2 separate regions of the Homo sapiens genome follow, and region 1 is linked to region 2. The links are chromatin contacts, found by Hi-C or POLR2A ChIA-PET in ENCODE. All regions are on one chromosome and are shown on one strand. The core of a region is the stretch at or near the end of the contact, and the rest is flanking DNA. Distances in the headings are between cores, read along the strand shown.

Evidence for each region. Hi-C counts contacts between places; a loop is a spot of excess contacts on that map. ChIA-PET counts read pairs that join two places held with the same protein, here RNA polymerase II (POLR2A). Pooled maps may share reads with other maps.
Region 1: a map of aorta shows a loop between it and region 2 (4-fold over the local background). The contact joins two enhancer-like sites. A Hi-C loop is called at or near these places in 6 of 168 maps with a recorded cell type or tissue (CD8-positive, alpha-beta T cell, MCF 10A, aorta and 3 more), 15 of 37 single-sample maps with no recorded cell type and 10 of 50 pooled maps. POLR2A ChIA-PET finds 5 or more read pairs at or near these places in 9 of 52 experiments (CD4-positive, alpha-beta T cell, CD4-positive, alpha-beta memory T cell, WTC11 and 5 more).

Annotation. Positions count from the first base shown.
Region 1 is chr15:60,798,658-60,801,357 of GRCh38, forward strand. All of the region lies in intron 1 of RORA (RAR related orphan receptor A), which reads right to left. Among named protein-coding and RNA genes, the nearest start is that of RORA-AS4, 36 kb to the left of the region's middle. Within about 2 kb of position 1,379, at least 4 of the 41 ENCODE cell types and tissues checked have a DNase peak (open chromatin) inside an H3K27ac peak, as active enhancers do.
Region 2 is chr15:60,604,775-60,607,474 of GRCh38, forward strand. All of the region lies in intron 2 of RORA (RAR related orphan receptor A), which reads right to left. The region is part of intron 5 of RORA-AS1 (RORA antisense RNA 1); the gene reads left to right. Among named protein-coding and RNA genes, the nearest start is that of RORA-AS2, 75 kb to the right of the region's middle. Within about 2 kb of position 1,422, at least 4 of the 41 ENCODE cell types and tissues checked have a DNase peak (open chromatin) inside an H3K27ac peak, as active enhancers do.

The DNA of each region.
Region 1 (2,700 bases), core at 129-2,628, 190 kb after region 2:
ACCCTCTCACCCTAACAGGCAGCATGGTAGCGGGGAGGGGACACAGGCTTAAGTATCAGACAGATCCAGGTCTGAAAGCCAGACCTTGCTACTTATTAGCTGTGCAATATTGGGTAAGTTACTTCCCCTCTCTGACCCCTAATTTCCTTCTAAAAAGGAATGATATATCCCCACTCTAAAGTGGAGGCAAGCATGTGTAACTTACAGGGACTTTGTGAAAATGGGATAAGTTATATAATGAGCTAACAAAGGCATCTAGTTATTGCTCAATAAAGGACTTTTTTTTTTTTTTTTAAACTCAAGGACAGTGTATTATGGCGTGGGCTGATTATTCATGCTCACAATGAGAACCTTGAGTCATGCCGAGAGGGCTGACATATAGCTGTGTCCTCAGTGAGAGGGCAGGGACCTTCCCTTTAACCTACCCCAGGATCCCAATACCTCAGGCCTCCGTGCCCTCGTGCTGGTCTCTGGAACTACACTCAGACTCTCTATCTCTCTTTGAAAGCTACTTGCAGCTAACTATTCTTCTGTAAGTTATCCAATAAACTAATTTATCTTAAGGTGTCAGTGTTCAATAATAGCAAAGTTTTCATGGGAATCAGTTAGCAAGGGGGAACCGCTATAAACCAACAGTGATGTTTCAGCAAAGGTGACAGACTGATGAGGAATTCACTTGGGGTCTGGGGGCCTTCTTGGCGTCCTCTCAATTAGACTTTGTAAGCAGTTTCCTTTTTATGGCTAGCCTGAAACATTACAATATGGAGTCGAGACACTTCATGGGGCCCAAGCACTGGCTGTTGCTGTCTGGCACGTCTTTATAAGAGTTAGATGTTGATACACATCCACTCAAAACACAATAGCTCCTCTTCTGATCGATTCATATTTATTTATTTAATTAATTTATAAACTGCATTGGTCCAAAAACATTGCGGGGGAGATGAGTCACTAAGGTAAACAAGTTCAGATGCCGAAAAATCCCACCACCAAGATACTAAGTATATCACATGCTACATGCCAAGATGCACTGAAAAATCAAAATCATTTATTTTTCTTTGTCTTACTTTCCCCTGCAATCTGATGTTCTTCTAAACACCCATGTCCCAGAGACTGCAATAGCAGAGAGGTAGATAACGAGGGAGGGGCACAGGAAGAGACAAATGGCTGAAGCATTTCAGAATTTATCAAGATATGTAGATAGGAATGGATCAGTCTTTGTCTTGCTCTCTGTTTCTGTCTCTCAGTGCCTCTATCTCTTCAAAATAATAACAGAAATATTGCTAAGATCAAATTAAAAAATTGTCTCTGGCTCTGTTTCCTATAGAGGGCTGCAGCCAGGGCTGTGTTATTCACTTGTCTATCTCCTGGGCCTGCAGCCATGTGCTACACCAAGTCTGCCTCTCCTCCCAACCTCGTATTCAGCCACCCTCACGTTGGTTGCCCAAAACTGGCTACGGTGAGAGTATTTACACCACAGAAATTGGCAAACTTAGACATCAGGGCTTTTTTTTTCCTTCCTTGCTCAGTAGAACAACTTCTGTAGAGTTAAACATTTCCCAGCACACTACTGATACAAATACTTGTTAAATAAACAAAAGAAGAATGACACGCTGTTCCACTTAATTCAATCATTTCCAACACCTCTCTGGCCCTAATCATGACAAACCCCTCTGTAAGTTCTTCTCCACAACAGGATGACATGCCCTGGGATTCAGTTATGAAGCAGAGAAGGAAATGCCAGGAAGACTAATTTAAAACAAAATTTCGTTTTGGTAACAGCGTCTCTGACTCAGCTCTGGTGGAAAGTATCAACCTTATAAACCCACAAGGAAGAGGTGAAGATTTCACATCGTTTCTTCCTTTGATGTTAAAAAGAGAACCTTCTTGAAGGCTGGGACAGCACTGTGAGAGGAGGGCCACCAGGCTAGCAGAGAGCAGTCCCTTATAGCAGCCTCCTCTTGGTGAACTCAGGGGGCGAGAGACTTTCCCTGAGCCCGAGTGTCCTGGCTATAGACCAGTAACTATTATAGCACCTCCTCTGTCTACCCCACACAGCATCTACCTCCCAGCCCCCCAAACTCCTATTTATCCTCCAGGACCCAGTTCATATGCCGCCCCCACCTCTTTGGGAAGAGGCCTGCTCCCTCAGCATGCAGGTCTTTCCCCAGGTCCTTCCTGTCTCAACTCCAGCATTTACTATGTTGGGCTGCAGTTAGTTCTTATCGATTTGGTCACTCCTCTGTCCCTCTGTGACCCTCTCAAGGGCAGGGGCCACGTTGAGCCTGCATTCCCAATACTTTCTGCAGTGCTTGGCACACAGCGATTGATTGCTGCATGCCTATTAAAGTGAACCACTGAAAAACTAGACGTGAAGGGACTTTTAAACTGGAAATGTAATCTATAAAGTATAAAGAGTTATTACCAAAGGCAGACCACAAAATAGAGTGGCACACTACTGCCAACCCTTAGGAACAGCCCTTACTTGGCGCAGACCCTATTGAAGCATTTAATCACCTCACCACTAGGTAAAATTCGTGAAAACACCTGGTGAACTTGGGTGGAAAGGTTCAATTAGGAATTACAGAAAACATTCTCTAAGTAGTGGCCTCCCCCTCCCCCCTCCTTCGACAGCTTTATCCCAGGTTTCCACACCCTCCCTGCCCACAGGGCTCAGAGGTAAGAATATTATATAAGGAACGA
Region 2 (2,700 bases), core at 172-2,671:
ACAAGTTACTTATATTCTTTGAGCTTCAATTTCCTCTCCTGTACAACTGAAAAACTAACACCTATCTTTAGAGATGTTTTTAAGATCTTAAAAGTCAGGCAATAAACATGAAACCCATTAGTATCTGGCACACTGTTGATACCCAATAATCACTGGATTGGAGTGGTTTATGACCTACCACTAGACATTTATAACTGTATGAGCAATATAAAATATACTAACAAACAGTGTGAACAGGGAGTTTATTTGGACATACAGATAGTGCTAACTCTCCATGTATTTGGCATTATATACTCAGAGCTCCCAAATAATTAAGATAATTTTTCACTTTAGAAGTGGATCTTTTGTTATTCTGTCAACCTAGCTATGTTCTTCAGAGTCAAAGGTTCTACACACGATATACTATGTACATGTCACCATGAAAACTGATAATTTGTCTACTCCATTTCAAAAAAAAAAATTCCTGAATGTTTAAAAGCAATTCTTCGTAATGTAGTTAGAGTTTGTACTCTCTGGAAACAAGATTTTTTTTTCTTTCAAACACTCCTAGACAAACAAGGACATTTAGTTAAGAAGCTTATTATGATTCTGTCTGAAATGCTTTCTTACCAAAACCTATTGTATCCCTTAGGATTTCAAGGCAATAAAAACCAATAATTTTAATAAAATTATGTCAATCTTCCCGCATACAACTAAGGCTAACAACATAATCTAAATGTTAAACTATAGTGGAAAAGAAACTACGTAAACAATGCATAAGGTTACTTCACTCAAAATTTATACAGATGGTTTTCTTACAAAATTACGATGATCAGATATGATTAATGATACGATTTAAGATTATTGGTCTTTAATAGAGGCAAAACATGATGACTCACTGACAAAGCAAGCTAATAGCAGGGAGGGAGAGAAGGTAAGTTTGTATATTTGATTACAAAGCAAAACAGATAAGTAAAACCACAGAGTAAATAATGATTATATTATATGAAACTTTCATTGTTTCCTAACTTACATTTATATTAACTTTTCTGGAGATGACGTTTTTTAAACATATAAATCGTCATTAGGAACCTGACAACAGTTCTAAATCAAACCTAGGGTTTAAAACATCATTTGCCGACAGACATCCTCCAAGTGTTTTCCGCAGAGGCACATCACTTCTGATTATTCCCAGGCTATTTTAAATGATCTTGGACAGGGCTACTGAATGACTTGTCAGCGAACAGGAAAACATTATGACACCACTTCTCCAGATTTCTTCCCAGAACACGAAATATTTGGGATCGTTCTAATTGAATCAAGGCTAGCTTGAAAAAACAAGTTAAGCTTCACTTTAAAGCTTTCAGTTTTAACTGGAGGAATGCTTCTAACATATGGCAGCTGGGCTCTGACTCACAGCAACCTTCAAATTCTGGCCAAAATGTCTGTTTCCTGAGATTGTGTCTGATATGCCTGTGTATCCCTGGTGGGGCCCAGCAAGCATTCAGTAAATGCTATTGTTGGAACGAATGAATGAATTAAAGGGCTCCTAATTAGGAGCTACAAATTCTTCCAGCAACAAAATAATCCCATAGGAAAGCTGCAATGTACTTGGAATTGGTATCTACGAAGAGTTCTATTTTCAGCTCCTTTACAAATTATTTTTATCATTTATGCTCAACTTGGTCTTTCTTGTTGTTGTTTTTTTTAAACCAAGATGTGAAAAGCACAGAAGCATTTTCTAGAACATGAAAGACCAGTATACTTTGTAGAAAGTTTCATTTGTATGTAGCTTGTGTGTGATAATTATTTTTAAATCTCAGTTAATCATCATATATTTTCTCGGAGCAGACTTTGGGTGAGGCACTACGTGAAATGTTTGAAAAAGATAGTTAAAAGGAAAAAGTCCTATTCTTGACTATGCACCAAAAATTGTAACTAACACTAGTAGAAGGTAAGCAGTTTCCAGTAAGGCAAGTGGTTATCTAAAGAAATACTAAATTAGAACTGCTATCTCAGAAGTATAAACAATTGCTATAATACTTTTCAATCAGACATCTCTCACATGAAAGCCTTGTGAAATAAATGGAAGACAGAAGCCGAAAAAACAGAAAAGAAAAAAGAAAAGAAAGAAACAAAGATCAGCAGAGATACCACTAAAACTCCAAGAACCAAAAGTTTGTATATGTGCTTTAAAAAGCATCCCTTTGATATTTACTCCGAGGCTTTTTTCTCTTATGTAAGACATAATTCTGACAACCTTGATGTCTGAACTTCCAGTATACCGGAGATATTTTGGAAGCACAACAGAGACTTGTGCTCATAGGCGCAAAGAGAGACAATAAATATTGAAGGAAGAGATTTAAAAAATGATAAAAAGTTAGACCTAAGAACTCAAAAAGTATGGCAGCATGGAGCCATTTAGCATAGGGGCAAAGAGCCAACCACACCTGCCGAGTTTCTGAGTGCATCCTGTATTACAGCATACTGTACACACCATAATAATTAATGGTTATAATGACTTTGAATCACTAAGGACGTATTAACCCATGAACTCTAAGAAGACAGGGACTTACATAATATATTTTGAAAGCTCCCCTTCCCCCTATAAAGTGATTTAGTTTAGGCACTTATAGAAATACGCTGCAGAAAATTAATTTTTTATGATGTACCTCATTTTCTGATACTGCCTTGAATGTGACATGGTATACATACCTAAAA